Regions from separate parts of the Homo sapiens genome. Here region 1 is linked to region 2. A link is a loop called in an ENCODE intact Hi-C map of the cell type or tissue named here. Cell type or tissue: MCF 10A. All regions are shown on one strand. Links, peaks and the distances in the headings refer to the core of each region. The heading gives the core; the rest is flanking DNA. Region 1 overlaps ARHGAP26 (Rho GTPase activating protein 26). Region 2 overlaps ARHGAP26 (Rho GTPase activating protein 26).

What was found. Hi-C counts contacts between places; a loop is a spot of excess contacts. Peaks named below come from ENCODE experiments on the same cell type or tissue, not always from the same donor. Only the 100,000 strongest peaks of a DNase experiment are listed, where the experiment ranks them.
Region 1: it touches region 2 in a loop (6-fold over the local background); 3 of 110 quality-filtered maps call a loop at or near these places.

What each region holds. Positions count from the first base shown.
Region 1 is chr5:143,195,937-143,205,119 of GRCh38, forward strand. The region is part of intron 20 of ARHGAP26 (Rho GTPase activating protein 26); the gene reads left to right. Among named protein-coding and RNA genes, the nearest start is that of ARHGAP26-IT1, 8.0 kb to the left of the region's middle. RefSeq lists an enhancer at 4,906-5,065. In MCF 10A, for the core only: no CTCF peak of the experiment used is centred there; DNase peaks (open chromatin) are centred at 5,025 and 5,855.
Region 2 is chr5:143,101,254-143,110,436 of GRCh38, forward strand. The region is part of intron 17 of ARHGAP26 (Rho GTPase activating protein 26); the gene reads left to right. Among named protein-coding and RNA genes, the nearest start is that of ARHGAP26-IT1, 87 kb to the right of the region's middle. In MCF 10A, for the core only: a CTCF peak has its summit at 5,120 (motif pointing right); a DNase peak (open chromatin) is centred at 5,118.

The DNA of each region.
Region 1 (9,183 bases), core at 2,345-7,344, 94 kb after region 2:
TCTGCTCAATTTTGCTGTGAACCTCAAGCGACTCTAAAAAAATAAAGCTATTTAAAAGTTACCTTTAATCTCATCACCCAGGGAATGCTACTAATATGTTAAGGTACTTACTGTTCATATGTTTTAAGATAGGCTTGAACGTGTATTAAAAAGTACATGAAATATAAATGTACGTCTTAACAAATTATTATTTAGCAAACACCCCCTAAATAATACTAAATTATTATTTAGTAACCACCCCCTCACCCCCCACTGGTTAAGAACTGCAGCCTTGCTGGTGTCCACATCTCTTGCTTTCTCCTCCCCCATCACAGTCCTCTTCTTCCCCACAAGGGCTCTAATCTCATGTTTATGGCAATCAATTAGTTTTTATTTATATTTTAACCTCATAAATACAGTCCATTCTTGTTTTTCGCGGTAGTCATGTTCTATAAAGTCACTGCAAACACGGAATTACTGAATACTAAGCCATTGCATGGAGGGGAAATACAGAGTGAGCTTCCTGTAAGCCCCTGGTCACAACATTTTCATCACCTGATCAGTACACCACCCTGTTTTATATGTATTTCTGCCTAAAGTCACCTCATTTAATATTATTGTTGATTTATTAACATTGAACTTAGGACCAGCAGCACTGTTAACTCATGCCTGGAGCTCATCTAACACACACATTTTCTCTATAAGGCACATTACAACCTTCTTGTGCTTAGGAACATTTGACAGTGCTTCAGCTGTATGCTTAGGGGCCATTTTAAATGGCAAAATCACCATTGAAGAGCATGAAAATGTGGTACTAGGTAGACCTCAAACAGACACTTGTTTACAGTATGAGAGCTGAAACAAGAAGGCAGAGCTTTGCCTTGTTTGACCTCAGCTGGGAATGTGCCGTTGGGCGACTCAAGGTTTTTGCTGCTCTGCACATGTCCTCGGATGACCTCAACAGCACCCCAGATGTTGATTTTGAGGTTACAGATACATTTTAGTAAGTAGGTGAATTTGCAAATAAGGAATATGGAAATAATGAGGATAGACTGTATATATCCCTAAATGCAACATTTTATTGTTTTGAGTTCAACTTCATTTGCTCAACCACATTTAAGTCATTTATGTTGCTGTAGTTCATTTTCATTGCTGTAGAGTGCACCATTGTATTAATACACAAAAATTATTTTTTTATTCCACTTTTTCTAAAATTTTGAATTTCCATTTTCTGCTTTTACAAATAATTTGCTCTACACATTCTAATACATGTCTTCCAGTGTACACATAACACACCTTTCTCTGGGGTGTATGTCTAGCAATGGAACTACTGGGTCCAAGGGAATGGTATCTTCACCTTTGCTAGATAATGCTACACTATTTTTGAAAATGATTGTAGCAATTTACACCCCTCCTGCAGCAAAATATGAGTTACAGATGAGAATGAGATGTACCTCATTCTCATAAACCTCTGGTATTTCCAGCATTTTGATGTTAGCTATTTAGTCATTCTGGTGGGTGTGCAGTAACATCTCACTGTGGTTTTAATCTGCATTTCCTGCAGCACAGAAAGGTTGAGTGCCTTTTCTTTTGGATTTTCTCTTTTAACATCCCTATTCAGGTTTCTTGCCCATTTCCCACTTGGTTGTGTTTTACTCACCAGTAAGAAATCTTTACATAGTCTGGTTATAAACCCTTTGTTCATTTTTATGTTGTAGGCTGCCTTTTTACCCTTTTAATATTGTTTTTGATATGCCCTCTCTATGCCCTACTGGATAAATTCCAACCCCTGTTTGGGAACCTTCAGTTTCTGGAATTATTTCTTCTAAAATCTTTATTGTTTGCCTTTGGCATTTAGGTCTATAATCCATCTGGAACACATTTGTTATGTATGGTGTGAGGTAGGGGATTCTGTCATTTTTTTCCATATAGATATCCAGTTAGTCTAGCACCGTGTATAAAAGAGCACTTTCCACTAGTAGCATAAAATCGTATAGGCCCATGATAAATTCCTAACAGTATAAATAAAAAAGTGAATGTCTAGTCCATATCTGTACATCCAGTTCCCCACTCTCAACCCCCTGAGGCAGTCATAGTTTCTTGCTTACAGATTTTAAGAATCATGTTTAAACATCTCTAGCATTTAAACAGTGGCTTTAGATTATACCCCAGAACAACGAAAGATTGGATGTAGTAGCACTATTGCGTCCCTTTTATTTGTATGTTACTTGAGTGAATTTGTTTTGGCAAGCACAATATCTTCATTATGTGGAGAAAGGCAATTGTACCATACTCAATTTAAGAGTTATATGCCTAGTAAGGAAGTATTGGGATTTCTTAGCAACTATTCAGATCTTTTGAGATAGCAATTGTTACCATATGAACACTTTATAATGCCCCCAAAATGCTTTAGTGTTTTCTTACAAATAAATTCACATATTGTGAAATTTTTTAGTTGAGAGAAATTTTTATTCTAGGCAGTTCTGTTGTGCCTGAAATGCGGTATTGGAAAAGATTGAGAGGCTACACTTAGGTTCAACAGGAAAGAATATTAAGGTCAATAAGTATTGTGAGCCACGGTGCACAATAGAAGCATTCTGCCCATTTAACCTTTCTGACCCTTTCCCTTGAGGTTTTTCTGTACAATGAGCAATTGAACTAGGACTGTTGTCCAGATGTCTTTGTTTCCAATCTGGAATTTTTCCCTCTACCTCATATTTCTGTATTATTCAGTGAGAAAAGATTCGGATTATTGACTTGGGGAACATTAAGGATGATGTATGCGCTATTCCAAAATCTTGAATTTTGTTTAAATCATAGAATTACTTACCATTCCTACTCACCCCATCTAAGTTTAAAGTTTATTTAAAACTTCAGAAATTATTTTATTTGTGTAAATAATTTCAACTTTTAGATTCAGGGAGTACATGTACAGGTTTGTTCCATGGGTATATTGTGTGATGCTGAGGTTTGGGGTACAAATGATCCCATCTCCCAGGTGGTGGCCACAGTACCCAATAGTTTAAGAATTATTTTTTAAAGCTAGAAAACAGAACCGCTGCATTGTAAACTAGTCAAGCTATTTTTAAAGTAAATTATTGAAGAAGTATTTTAAAATGCATTTCCCTATTATTGTTAAGACCTTAAGGGGATTTCACTAGTTTCATTAAAATAAGAAACCGAACTCTGTCATTGTTTAAATAAAAATGCATGTTAAATTATATTAGATGAGGGGAAATAATCTGTGCAAAGACATCTGCACATGAGTAGTAGAAAAGAACACGAAACAGTCAAGCTCAGGGACTTGTGGATTTTTTCTGCTCATAAAGTTGTGAAGTACATACTGAAAATCCAGGAGGTTAGGACTTATATAGGATTTCTTTGTTGTAAAAGCTTGAGTGGACACACATAAGGAATATATGTCTTCAGATTTTCAACAGATAAAAACTGGTTTTGTGTCATTTGGTCTGGTTCACCAGTAGCCAATTTACCACTGTTCCTTTTGGCTCTATTTTCTTGGCTAAAGTTTGATTTCCCTTTACCTTAAGTCAAGCCAGAAAGGGATATTTTCCAAGGAAGAAGAATTCAATGAAATGGGATTAGATTAGATAGGACATTTTAGATTTTCATGGAATTTTCTTCTCTTTTTCATCATAGGGGCAAAATCAAAGCCGCCCCCTGTTAGTTTAATAGCACCATCACCACCTAACAGTCTAACCTGGAAGGGGAACTGACAGCATAAAGACCAGCCCTGGGCCGGTGATCCGAGGCTCAGCCCAGGCCTGAGACATATCACTGGGGACCTGGACTGCAGATCATGGGCCACTGCCTGGCAGAGACGTGCAAATGCCAATTTTGCTGCTTCTCCAAAGTCTGACACTGTGGAGACTCTTAGTGCAAGACTCTCAGGCCCTTCCTTGTGTGCCTTATCCCTCTGACTTCATCCTTGTTTTGAAAGTCCTACACTAAGCTACAAATCCACTACTTTCTTTTCCTCTGGGAGCAGCCATACCTTTCAACTAGGGGGTCTCACATCTCCAGGTTGTGGATATCTGTCTCTTTATCCATCAGCCTGTCTCCTTCCCCACACAACCCTCTTGTCAAAATGCCCTTTGGAAAATTAAACATTGCTTCCACGTGGAAACAGAACACAGGAAGGGAATTGTATTCATTCGTACATCACTGAAAAGACCAGGAAAGCAAAGAGTCCAGGGTAACCTCTGAACACTGAAAAAATGTTCATCTAATTTTTTTCTAATGATCATGCTCAATGTTGGTGGGGTAATGGTGAGAAGGAATTGTCAGTGTTGGTGGAAATGCACAGCAGTAGAACCTTTCTGGAAAGCTATTTGGCACGGTATATCAACACCTTTAAAAGAAACTCCTAGCCTTTGACCCACTAATTTTACTTTCAGGAATTTATGCTAAGGAAACAATTGAGACACTGGCAGGGATTCTCTACAAAGATGTGAGTTGCAATGCTATTTATAATAGCTAAAGGGGGATAGGAGTCTGAATATACACAATAAGAAAATGGTTACAGAAATCAGAGTATACCATACAATAGAACAGCCTGTAGCCATTTTAAAAATATGTTATCAAAGGCTATATAATTGCATTGGAAAATGCCTTATTAAGGGAAAAAAAGGAGGGTATTAACTACATGTGTAGTATAATTCTCCAAAAAAAAGCGAGGAGAAATATGCCAAAGTGTTAACAGTGATTATCAGTGGCATAAATTATGTATGGTTGTATTTCTTTTCTTCTTGGTTTTTGGTATTTTCCAATTTTCTACAAGGCCGTCAGTAATTTTCATTATTAGAATTTTGAAAGATTAACTTTCTTCTTCGTGGTCAGCTTACTCCTCCAGTTACAGAACCTCTCATCTTATAGCAGCTCTACTACTGTGGTGTGGAGATCAGAGAGGGTCTGCCACATCCCTTGTCAGACTGGGAGCCTGCCTGGGCAGCCCTGCCACAGTATGGCAGGCATGCCCTGGCTGGTCCAGCAGATGTTCCATCATTCAAGTGAGTCACCACAGAAGGGTGTCAAGCTGATGATATTGCTACACACTGTACTTGAACTATCAGCCACAACCCATTATGCTGCCAAGCCTTTTAGCCTTATCTTCCTAAACCGTTATTCTTTCACTGTCCAGTGAATTTCAGAGACTGACTGGGACTGTCTGACTCCTTTTGAGGACACTGTGGGCCAGCAAACTAAAGTGGATGTAAGCCTACCAGTTGAATCCAAACCAGACCAGCAAATGTTCCTTGCATGCTACAGTGTATGCTGTGTTGTTGCTGTCATTGGGCCTAGATGTGGGGGCCTGGCAGGACCCCAGGAATATTTAGGGGCACTGGGCATTCAGCTTAATACACCCATCTGGACTCTGAGGGTTGTAGGAATGCCTTTAGCAGTCATCTGCTAAAATTGTAGTTATAAAATCATTTTCTCCTCTTTTAATTGTTTGTTATCCTTGGCTTCATTAGTGGGAAAGGGGTTGCAAATTTGATATTGGAGGTTTCAGAGCCAGGAGTGAAATTGACCATTTTGAAATTTGTCTGTTTTGTTTTGGGTTTGGTGAGGGGCAGGAGGGAGCAAGATTTTTATTTTGTTTATTTATGTATTTATTTTTGTCTGCCGTTGTCATTTTTAAGTAACCTACAGCCAGACACTTCTGTAGTGAAAGGAGAATTTAAGATTCTACAAAGAGTCTTGGGCCATAATAACCATCCCTGTGCGTCTTATATCTCACATATGTGTTCTATGAGTATGAGAACACATAGTCATACACCCTTAGTTTTGCATCAGAACTAAAATACAATGTACTCTCTATTTCTTGTCTGTTTACAGTCCTTCTGTTGCGACATGCATCTTTGCAGTACATAAAATGTGCAGTAGTATTGTTGATAGGATTATTGCCATGACTCTAAAGTACAAATAAACAAAAGGCATAATTCCTTTAGTCATTTAAAAAATCACAGAAGTGAAGAGTGCTGTAGATGTCTGTTAGGTCCGCTTGGTCCAGTGCTGAGTTCAAGTCCTGAATATCCTTGTTAATTTTCTATCTTGATCTGTCTAATATCTCAGTGGGGTGGTAAAGTCTCCCACTATTATTGTGTGGTAGTATAAGTCTCTTTGTAAGTCTCTAAGAACTTGCTTTATGAATCTGGGTGCTCCTGTATTAGGTACATATATATTTAGGATAGTTAGCTCTTCCTGTTGCATTAAGTTAGCTCTTCTTTTTGCATTGATCCCTTTACCATTATTTAATGCACTTCTTTGTCTTTTTTCATCTTTGTTGGTTTTAAGTGTTTTATCAGAGACTAGGATTGCAACCCCTGCTTTTTTTTTTTTCCATTTGCTTGGTAAATTGAAGTGAACTGCCATTCACAATTGCTACAAAGAGAATAAAATACCTAGGAATACAACTTACAAGGGATATGAAGGACCTCTTCAAGGAAAACTACAGACCACTGCTCGAGGAAATAAGACAAGGACACAAACAAATGGAAAAACATTCCATGTTCATGGATAGGAAGAATCAGTATCATGAAAATAGCCATAAAATAGCCATACTGCCCAAAGTAATTGATAGATTCAATGCTATCCCCATCAAGCTACCACTGACTTCCTTCACAGAATTAGAAAAAACTACTTTAAATTTCATATGGAACCAAAAAAGAGCCCGTATAGCCAAGACAATCCTAAGCAAAAAAACAAAGCTGGAGGGAACATGCTACCTGGATTCAAACTATATTACAAGGCTCCAGAAACCAAAACAGCATGGTACTGGTACCAAAACAGATATATAGATCAATGGAACAGAACAGAGGCCTCAGAAATGACGCCACACATCTACAACCATCTGATCTCTGACAAACCTGATAAAAACAAGCAATGGGGAAAGGATTTCCTATTTAATAAATGCTGTTGGGAAAATTGGCTAGCCATATGCAGAAAACTGAAACTGGACCCCTTCCTTACATTTTATACAAAAATTAGCTCAAGATGGATTAAAGACTTAAATGTAAGACCTAAAGCCGTAAAAACTCTAGAAGAAAACCTAGGCAATACCATTCAGGACATTGGCATGGTCAAAGACTTCATGACTAAAACACCAAAAGCAATGGCAACAAAAGCCAAGATTGACAAATGTGATCTAATTAAACTAAAAAGCTTCTGCACAGCAGAAGAAACTATCATCAGAGTGAACAGGCAACCTACAGAATGGGAGAAAATTTTTGCAATCTATCTGACAAAGGGCTAATATCCAGAATCTACAAGGAACTTAAACAAATTTACAAGAAAAAAAAACAACCCCATCAAAAAGTGGGTGAAGGATATGAACAGATACTTCTCAAAAGAAGACATTTATGTGGCAAACAAACATATAAAAAAAACACTCATCATCACTGGTCATTAGAGAAATGCAAATCAAAACCACAGTGAGATACCATCTCATGCCAGTTAGAATGGCAATCATTAAAAAGTCAGGAAACAACACATGCTGGAGAGGATGTGGAGAAACAGGAATGCTTTTACACTGTTGCTGGGGTTGTAAATTGGTTCAACCATTGTGGAAGACAGTGTGGCGATTTTTCAAGGATCTAGAGCCAGACATACCATTTGACCCAGCAATCCCACTACTGTGTATACACCCAAAGGATTATAAATCATTCTACTATAAAGACACATGCACACGTATGTTTATTGCAGCACTGTTCACAATAGCAAAGACTTGGAACCAACCCAAATGCCCATCAGTGATAGACTGGATAAAGAAAATGTGGCACATATACACCATGGAATACTATGCAGCCATAAAAAAGGATGACTTCATGTCCTTTGCAGGGACATGGATGAAGCTGGAAACCATCATTCTCAGCAAACTAACACAGGAACAGAAAACCAAACACCGCATGTTCTCACTCATAAGTGGGAGTTAGTGAGAACACATGGACACAGGGAGGGGAACATCACACACCGGGGCCTGTCAGGGGGTAGGGGGCTAGGGGAGGGATAGCATTAGGAGAAATACCTAATGTAGATGATGGGTTGATGGGTGCAGCAAACCATCATGGCACGTGTATATCTATGTAACAAACCTGCACATTCTGCACATGTATCCCAGAACTTAAAGTATAATTAAAAAAAAAAAAATCACAGAAGTACTATGGAGTATGCATTTTATTATTATACCAATTCAAACATAGTGGTAATAAATGTTAAAATGCAGTCACTTTATACCAAATGTTACTGCTATGGCTAAAACATAAACAAATGAAATTCTGAAATTCTGTTGTTAAAAATTGCATTTGAGGCCAGGCATGGTGGCTCATGCCTGTAATTCCAGCACTTTGGGAGGCCAAGGTGGGTGGAACACCTGAGGTCAGGAGTTCAAGACCAGCCTGACCAACATGGTGAAACCCTGTCTCTACTAAAAATACAAAAAATTAGCCAGGCATGGTGGGGGGGATCTATAATCCCAGCTACTTGGGAGGCTGAGGTAGGAGAATCGCTTGAACCCAAGAGGCAGAGGTTGCAGTGAGCCAAGATTGTGCCATTGCACTCCAGCCTGGGCGACAAGAGCAAAACTCCGTCTCCAGAAGAAAAAATTGCAGTTGATACTACGGTAATTGACATGGGGATTGAGGAGTAAGTTATTATAATAGTTACGAATATCCTGCATTCCAGCCGCACCCCCAGATAATTTCAGCCGTGTAGTTCTGGCCAAAAACCACTTAGATATCTGAGGATGTGAAAAACATTTAGAACCCACATTGTGTTCACAGAATATGTTCCAAACTATGCCATTAGCCAAAGGCATAATTCTTGGTACAGATGGAATAGGAAGCTGGAGGTGTTTCCTACTTATTAAAGTCATTTAAAAAAAAAAAAGTTGGAAGGACTTTTTAATTGTCCTGTGGTAACCACTGACCAAAAGAACAGATTGGTACAAGCCCCTGGGTCTGGGCTGTTCTCTTGAACCTCCAAATTGTCCCTGGTTCTGCTTGGGTTCCTGGGCTGGGCTGTGGTTTGAAAGTTGTTGCCAGGCCTTGCCTACTAGGTCATTGTCTGGTGGGGCAGGGTTGTGTTGAGAGGACTGAGAAAGTGAGGCCTCTCTGACTAGCAGCAACTGTGGAAGAAAATGGAGACTGCACAGTAGAGAGGAGTTGACACTTTTCCTAGGACTCAAGA
Region 2 (9,183 bases), core at 2,694-7,693:
TAGAGATGAGGGCAAAACAGAAAATTACTCTGGTTCGAGTGTGTCATTTCTCTTTCTCATAATTTTTTGTTTCACTTTCAGTGCTGGGGACCAACAGGTCTCTTGATGTAGGGTTGTGGCCCCATACACCTTCTATTTCTGCTCAGGGAGTGGGCCTTAAATGTGTCTTTCCTGGGCCTTCATACAGTCCTCACTCTTTCCTTTGGTTTTTATTAACAAAAGGTGATTGTTTTCTTAGCTCTTTGGGGGTGACTCCTTCTCATCAGGTGTCACCATTTCTGATTTTTTTCCCTCTCCTTTCCTTAACATCCAACCAGGCAGTGCTTTGGTGTTTGTCAGATATAATGCTCTTCAGGTAATATCTTTCTTTAATTACTTTTCCCTTCTTTTTTTTTTTTAATTTCCCTGAAACAGACACACACACTGTTGCCTTGAACAATTGCTTCCTACCTCCCTCTCTCTGGGAACTGGATTAATTTTTTTGTCATTGCTTAATGGAAATGTCGACATTTCAATTTCTGCTGCATGTTCTACACAAAATTTAACTGGACAAGATAGGGAGAGAAGCTGGAGAAGGGAAAGTTCGTCATATGACATAAAAGCTTTTTTTTTTTTTTTCTTCCATAATGGCTTAGAGTGTGCCTTCCTTAAAAAGGGGGAAGCAGCTACTATGGCAACAGGTTCTATTTTCCTTAGGGGCTGTGGTGGCGCTGATAGAACTGGAGTCTGGAGAACATGAAACAATAGCCAGGAGCCCCAGGAGCCTGCAGCATGTTTTTTTTGTAGTAATTACTAGCCTTTTCCATGATTCAAAACTATGTGGTAAGTGGAACTGGGTAGGTTGGTGGTGGTTTTGTTTCTGAGTGATATAGACAGCAGGACCGTGAGTAAGGGACCCTCTCTACATCTCACAGAGAACCCGTACAGTGCGCGCCTGGCTGGGGAGACTGCTCTGCTCCAGCCCAGATATCCCTCCCTCTTCTCTTCACTTCCTGCCTTCCAGGCCTGGGGCTCCCTCCTGATAAACTTCAGTCTGTTCCACTAGCAAGTACCAGAGTGTGAGTCTCCCCTGGCAGGTCTTCCTAGAAATGCCACCTCCATTTCTTTCAGAGGTTTCCCTTCATTAAAGACCTCAGTGTCGGCCCCAAACATGCAGAAAAGGGGTGCTTGTTTGACTCTCCTAGAACAAGTTCTTATCAGAGGCAATCTTTTTCCTCCCCTAACTCAGAATGCTGATCCTCATAAAGCTTGAGCAACAGTGCTTGGTTCTGCTAATCACTGCTGGACCCATGCCGGTCACACAATTAAAAGTTGGCGTTTGGGACTTTGTGGCCTGGTTACACCCCTGTGCCTGTTGCGTCGCCCATCCGGGCTCTAGGGAGACAGAGACTCTTTCATTGCACAGCTCATGAAATACCAGAGGAGAAAGCTTGCTTTCTTACCAAAGCATTCTTCACTAATAACGTTCTCTGCATATACTCCAATCCTGCCTCTTTGAAACTTCTGTTTAAATTAGTTCTCCTCCTCCTTCTCCTTATCATTGTGCTTTGTACAGCCCTTGATAATTTTCAGTACTTTTTTCACCTCCCTTGCTTGCTTTGTCCTTACAGCATCCCAGTGCCTCTATGAAATAGACCAGGGAAGAGGCAGCACAATCCATTTTTGGTCTCTGTGGTAGCCACAAACGTTTATATAATGCCTCCCAAGTGCCATGGTGGAGTCTGGTGGAGTCTGCCCAGCTTCACAGGGGGGATCTGACATCTCCCAACTATTTTTCTTCCCCATGAAAATTTGTGAAAGATATATGGATTATAAACACAAGGATACCTTAATAGGTGTAGAGCTTTATTAAATTTTTAAAATGTAGAACTAAGGTGCCATCCTTGCCTGGTATGTCGTCTTCTTTACCTGTTCTTTTGATTTGCTTTGCTGCAGACTAATTGTGCCTGGGACCTTAAAAGTCACTGGATCAGTAGACATGGGAAAAAGTTCAATATCATTACTCTTCAAAGAAATGAAACTTTTAAAAGTCAGGAAACAACAGATGCTGGAGAGGATGTGGAGAAATAGGAACGATTTTACACTGTTGGTGGGAGTGTAAATTAGTTCAACCATTGTGGAAGACAGTGTGGCAATTCTTCAAGGATCCAGAGCTAGAAATACCATCTGACCCAGCAATCCCATTACTGGGTATATACCCAAAGGATTATAAATCATTCTACTGTAAAGACACATGCACACGTATGTTTATTGCAGCACTGTTCACAATAGCAAAGACTTGGAACCAACCCAAATGCCCATGAATGTTAGACTGGATAAAAAAAAAAATGTGGCACATATACACCATGGAATACTATGAAGCCATAAAAAAGAATAAGTTCATGTCCTTTGCAGGGACATGGATGAAGCTGGAAACCATTCTCAGCAAACTAAGAGAAGGAACAGAAAACCAAACACTGCATGTTCTCACTCGTAAGTGGGAGTTGAACAGTGAGAACATATGGGCACAGGGAGGGGCACAGCATACACCGGGACCTAACAGGGGGTAGGGGGAAGAGGAGGATAACCTTGGGAGAAATACCTAATGTAGATGACGGGTTGATGGGTGCAGCAAACGACCATGGCACATGTATACCTATGTAACCAGCACATTCTGCACGTGTATCCCAGAACTTAAAGTATAATAAAAATATATATATATACACACAATGGAATATTATTCAACCTTAGAAAAGGAGATCCTGCTATTTGTTACAACATGGATAGACCTAGAGAAAAAAAAAAAGAGAGAAATGAAACTTAAGATAAAAGCTTTCAAAATAGCAATACCTTATTTTGGTGCTAGTGAAAGCACCAAAAGGAAAAATAAAGGTCCTAGGGAAATGGGCATATTAAAATTTTCTAGGTGGGAATGTAAATTGACATAGATCTCATGGGTGACAGTTTGGTAATATCTATTAAAAATATTTATGCTGGCTAGGCACAGTGACTCACGCCTGTAATCCCAGCACTCTGGGAAGCCGAAGCAGGTGGATCATTTGAGGTCAGGAGTTTGAGACCAGCCTGACCAACATGGTGAAACCCCATCTCTACTAAAAATACAAAAATTACCCTGCAGGTAGTGGCACGCACCTGTAATCCCAGCTACCTGGGAGACAGAGGCAGGAGAATCGCTTGAGCCTGGGAGGCTGAGGTTGCAGTGAGCCGAGATCACACCACTGCACTCCAGTCTGGGCGAGAGAGTGAGAACCTGTCTCAAAAAAACAAAACAAAACAAAAAAAGTATGCCCTTTCATCCAGAAATTCTATTTCTATGAATTTATTCTAGGGAAAGAAAGATATATGCACATATTTGTGTACATAGAGATTCACTGCAATATTAGTGGAAACAATAAAATATTGGAAACAATCTGACTGTCCAATAACGGGAGATTTCTAAATTATCGAATACCCATACAGTGAAACACTGTGCCACCATAACAATGTTGAGTGAGACAATGAATGGTACTTGAAAAGTTCATAGTAATGCAGTAAAAAACAAGTTATAAAACTAGGTGTCTGCAGTATGATTCCAACTTGATTTGAAATATGAGTGTGTGTGTGTCTGAAAAAAACATGGAATGTGACACGTATACCTTAAAACATTGAATAACATTTAGTTATTTCTGGATGGTAGAATCACTGGTGATTTTTATTTTCTTTGTGCTTTGTATCAGTTATTCCACAGTAAATACTTTCATTTATCAGAAAATAAAAGAGAAAACATGTATCTTTTTTTCCCCCTAACGATAGCACTGAAAGAAAGAGTAAAGGGTAAGCTATTTAAAAATAGGCCTAATCGGCTGGGTGTGGTGGCTCATGCCTATAATCCCAGCACTTTGGGAGGCCAAGGTGGGCGGATCACCTGAGGTCGGGAGTTTGAGACCAGCTTGACCAACATGGAGAAACCCTGTCTCTACTAAAAATACAAAAAATTAGCTAGGCATGGTGGCACATGATTGTAATCCTAGCTACTCAGGAGGCTGAGGCAGGAGAATCGCTTGAACCCGGGAGGCGGAGGTTGTGTGAGCCAAGATTGCGCCATTGCACTCCAGCCTGGGCAACAAGAGCGAAGCTCCATCTCAAAAATAAATAAATAAATAAATAAATAAATAAATAAATAAATAAATATAAAAATAGGTCTAACCTAAAGACCAAACTGACATTAGCTAATGTCATTACATGATTCTGTCTTAACGAAGATAGAAGCATTTTATTGCGTAAGTTTTCTTCTGTGTGTGGGAATCATATGTGGGTGTATATATGTTTAAGGGGTATGCATCCGGGTAGACGTTTGTGTGTGGACATGTGTGTACAGGTATATAAGTACATGTGTCATAGCCTTGGTACAGGTCTCATAGCCTTGCAGCACTGTGTTCCTGGCGGGAGTGGCATCTGTCTGCATGTCTGAAAATGCCACGTGTGCATTCTGCTGATCACCAAGGTTCGTGGCTGTAGGCATCCTCTCTTCAGTGCGTCAGAAGTCTGAAGAACATGTAGCTGCACCGGGGCGTTATGGGAAAGTAACGTGTAGGATTTATTAACTCATTTCTTGAAGCCACTCACTGTTTGTTTTTAAGTACCAATTTTTATTTTCCATTGCCAAATAGAGAAGAGACTTTTTTTGGTGAGTACAAGTATGAGTGATTTTTTTTTTTGGTCATTTTTATAATGAACTATTTGAATCCTGACTTTTCGCAGAGTAGCAGGACTCCCTGAACTGTGTTTCTTCCTCTCCCCACAAGTTTACCAAGCCCAAAGGGTCTTTTTAAAGGGTGACTTTTTCTTTTGTTGTTTGTCTTGTTTCCCACCCTTACTTAATGATTACTTAGCTCTTTATATAATCCAGCTAAATGCTGGTACATAGCAACAGGATTGTGGTGTGGCTTTCTCCTTGATGTAAATTTCTGGAAGATGGCCTTCTGTATGGAAGACTGAGCAGTGGGATCTATTAGTGACATGTTTTTGGGAGGAGCTGCTTCCTAAATGGGTTGAGGCTGCAGAGATGGGCAGGAGGAGCAGCCAGAAGCCACAGGGTGTTCGCATCATTGTGCGGGTAACCACATGGTGGCAACGATTGCACAGCTTCCAGTTGTACTTAGCAGCTGTTGACACAGACTTCAGAATTCCCATGGAAAAGGAAGTGAACTCCTTTGGAATACAATGCATTGGGCTTTTTTTTTTTTTTTTTTTTTTTTGAGGTGATGTCTCAATCTGTCACCCAGGCTAGAGTGCAGTGGTGCAACGTCAGCTCATGGCAACCTCCGCCTCCCGGGTTCAGGCGATTCTCCTGCCTCAGCCTCCCGAGTAGCTGGGACTACAGGCACGTGGCACCACGCCCAGCTAATTTTTGTATTTTTAGTAGAGACAGGGTTTCTCCATGTTGGTCAGGCTGCTCTCGAACTCCTGACCTCAGGTGATCCACCCACCTCGGCCTTCCAAAGTGCTGGGATTACAGGCATGAGCCACTGCACCCAGCCTGGGCTTCATTTTAAAGCGGTCTCAGGCAGGCATTGCTGATGCTTGTGGTTGAAGATACAACTTATTATTGCCTAGGTGTATGAGGGTGTGATTTGTTGTCTGCCTCTAGGCTGTAGACTTCTGGACTGCACTGTTTGATTAATGGGCTCAGCTCACAGGTCTCTTCCCTAGAGAGGCCTTCCTGGCCTACCTAAGTTGGTCCTCTTAGGTTTTGTCATATACCTCTGTTTGATTTCTTCATGGCACTTCTGTAATCTGACATTTTTACTGATGTATCTGTGTGTTATTTGCCGTCGGAATGAAAGCAGGGATCTTGTCAGTCTCGTTCACTTCTTTATCCCAGTGCCCAGAAGGGTGCATGGCATCTCATAGGTGTTCAGTCGGTATTGGGTGTGAGCATACTTGGTGTGTTTAGGAACAGACAGAAGGCCAGGGTAGTTAGAGCTCTGTGAATAAGAGCATGGTGGTATGACATGAGGTTGGAGGGGTCAGTAGGCAGGGGCTGGATCGTATAGGCCACGATGAGGTGTTTAGATTTGCTCAAGGATCTGGTATTCATTAAGTGGTTTCATCTCTGTAGATTTATATACTCTCCAGATTGGTCTGCTAAAGTCAGTTACTGATGGCTTTTCTGCTGGGAATTGTGCATCATTCTGTCCTTGAAGTGCCACTGTAGCCTACACTGTATTTCTCCCCCTATCTCAGCTGCCATCAGCTTGGCCTTCTTCACCCACCTTTTCTGTTGAGCCAGGCAAAGCAAGATGACAGCAACTAAGATGTCAGGCTGTGATGCCTGCACAATAGAAAGCATTTTAGAACTTTGTCATTAAACACTTTGACTTCCCCTTTGAAAAATATCTGTTTAGGTTTGGGCTTTGTGAGTGACTCTTGCTGAGAGTGTGAATGTTGGGTGGATCAGGGACCCAGATCTCGACTTCACTCTGAATCGTTCGGTGTCTTTGTTACCAGACACGATCTGCTCTTCTCTGCCTAATGATAGTTGGTTTGCTCACCTTGGATCTCTGGTTTCTGTTGTCAACCCTGTATTTTAAAATTTGCTTTCATGGTAGCAGAATTCAATGAGTTTCCAGCTTTGTGCCACCTTTGAGGAGGATAAATCAGGTTTTGCTTTGCATGTGTTGAAGTAAGAACTTTATTGGCTTCATTCCCTGACAAATCTATTTTTGTGATTAAGGCAATAAATATAACAGAAGGGTTTGTGTGTTCACTCTAATCCTCACATGTACCACTATATATAAACACTGTTATTTTGTATGGATGAATAAATAAGAGGAACTGTTGTATCCCTTAGGCTTGAACTTACATTGAAATTTTAGGAGATAATGATTTAGTGCAGCAAGGAGCTAGGAGGTGTTGCCACAGAGTTTCAGGAGGAGAGGGATATAAAGGTGTAATCAATTCAGATTGTTTCTAACTTTTATGGATTGTGAAGATTTGTATTCCTTTTTCAGTGGATTCCATTCATTAGCGTTAGACATGTAAACATATGGAATGTGGATGTACTATACCAGTAATTTTCATGGATGTTAGAGCTCTAGGATGTTTTTCACCTTTTACCGTATGAATTGACCTCCAGAACTTTCCCATGGGGTCTCAGCTCTTGTACATGAAGAGCATAAACTTTTCTGGACACCATACATTACTGTTTTTTTTCTGTCTTCTAATCAAATATCCAAACATAATCTAAAAGTACCGTGACAGGACATATAGGTTTGTCAATTCCAGTCACTTTGGTAGACTGGCCCTTGAAATAAAGCTAACGTTTTCAACTTCAGCCTCCCAGTGTTTTTTCAGACTTATGGCAGGGAATGTAATTTTCTGTTTGCTTTTTGGGGTGAAAGTACATTCCATTTCAAAAATATGCCAGTCACATGAGTTATTTCCCTCATTTAAAAAATCCCCACAAAAGGAGATAGGTTACCTAGGGTGGGTATTTCATGAGTGTATGCTTCTTTATCAGTCTGTCCATCTCTCTGTAACATTTCCCATGAACCCTTCTGTGGATTTGGAATCTTAGTCCTTCCAGAAAGGATTATGGTCATGTCCATAGAAGCTGCAATGAGATTTACATCTCTTGGGAAGTGACAAGCTCTCAGCGCAAGCTCTCAGCGCTGGGTCCCAGAGCCACTGTTCCTGTTGGAGCTAAGCCACATGGCTAAGGGCCAGTCCCTTAACCTTTGATTTAGCTCCTTTTGTCCCTGTCCTTTCATCTGTAAAATGGTGCTAGTAATGTGGATCTGGTTTCAGAAGACTGCTGTTTATTTTAACTAATTAAAGATTGTTACAATGGTGAAATTCAATGGACTCTACAAATATTAATATTGGTGCTGATCATGGGTGGCTATTAGCTGGGTAGCAGGTAACTCGCACCTAGAAGCTCTTACCTGCTCTACGCCCCAGTTCAGGTTTGGCTAAGATTCTGTTCTTCCACCAGGCTTCCCAGTAGAGGTCTCCAGCACAATGACCAAGAGGAAAATGGGCAACAACTGCAGAAACCTATGAGGTTAACACAGATATATAGGCGCAAAGGCACAGGGCCTGACACATTTTAATTAAATATGAACAGTACTGTAATCTGGTTTGTACATGTCTTGAATTCTCTTATTGGGTTTTATGCTAGCTTGTAAAGTTCTTATCTCTTTTTGGTTTTTGTTTGTTTTTGTTTTTGTATTTTTTTTTTTAGACAGCGTCTTGCTCTCACCCAGGCTGGAGTGCAGTGGTGCGATCTCAGCTCACTGCAACCTCCATCTCCTGGGTTCAAGCCATTCTTCTGCCTCAGCTTCCCGAGTAGCTGGGACTACAGGCACACCACATTTTGTATTTTTAGTAGAGATGGGGTTTTGCCATGTTGGCCAGGCTGGTCTCAAACTCCTGGCCTCAAATGATCTGCCCACCTGAGCCTCCCAAAATGCTGGGATTACAGGTGCAAGCCGCCACACCCGGCCATATCTCTCTCTCTTTGAATGTTAAGCAACCTATGGAATTTCAGCATTTAGGTCTTAGTTGAGACCTTTCCGAGTCTACAGAGAGGATGACTAATACTGTTACCCCTCTGATCAGAATTTTCTAATTGCTTTTCATCTCACTCAGTCAAGAACAAAGCTTTTACAGTGGCCTGCAAAGTTTTCCAGGATTTGCCACCCTCAAGTCCATTATGTCTCTGACTTTTCCTGATACTTGCCCTCTTGCTCTCTGGGCTCCAGGTACACTGGCATTACCAGCATGCCACCCAGGTACTTACCCCGAGGTGTTTGTACCTGCTGTTTCCTCTGCCTGTAGCTCCCTTCCCAGATGTCCTCATGGCTTGGCAAGACATGCCTTCTCCATGAGATGTCCTTGACCACCAGTCTAAAGCTACAAACATTTCCTCTATACTCCCCATCCCTTTCATGCTGGCTGTTTCATCATAGCACCATATATTTTCTTTGCTTATCGCCTGTCCTACTCCAAAAGAATGTAAGCTTCTCTAAGGCAGGAAACTGGAGGAGTCTGTCTTGTTCACCAGTATATCTCCAGCACTTAAAGCAGTCCCTGGCACACAAGGGGTGCTAAAAAATAGTTGGTAATTGAAAAATAGATGTTGCAGTTTTGGCCTTTGTGCTGGGTCACCTTGCACTTTCTTCGTTGGGTAGAAAGTCCCAA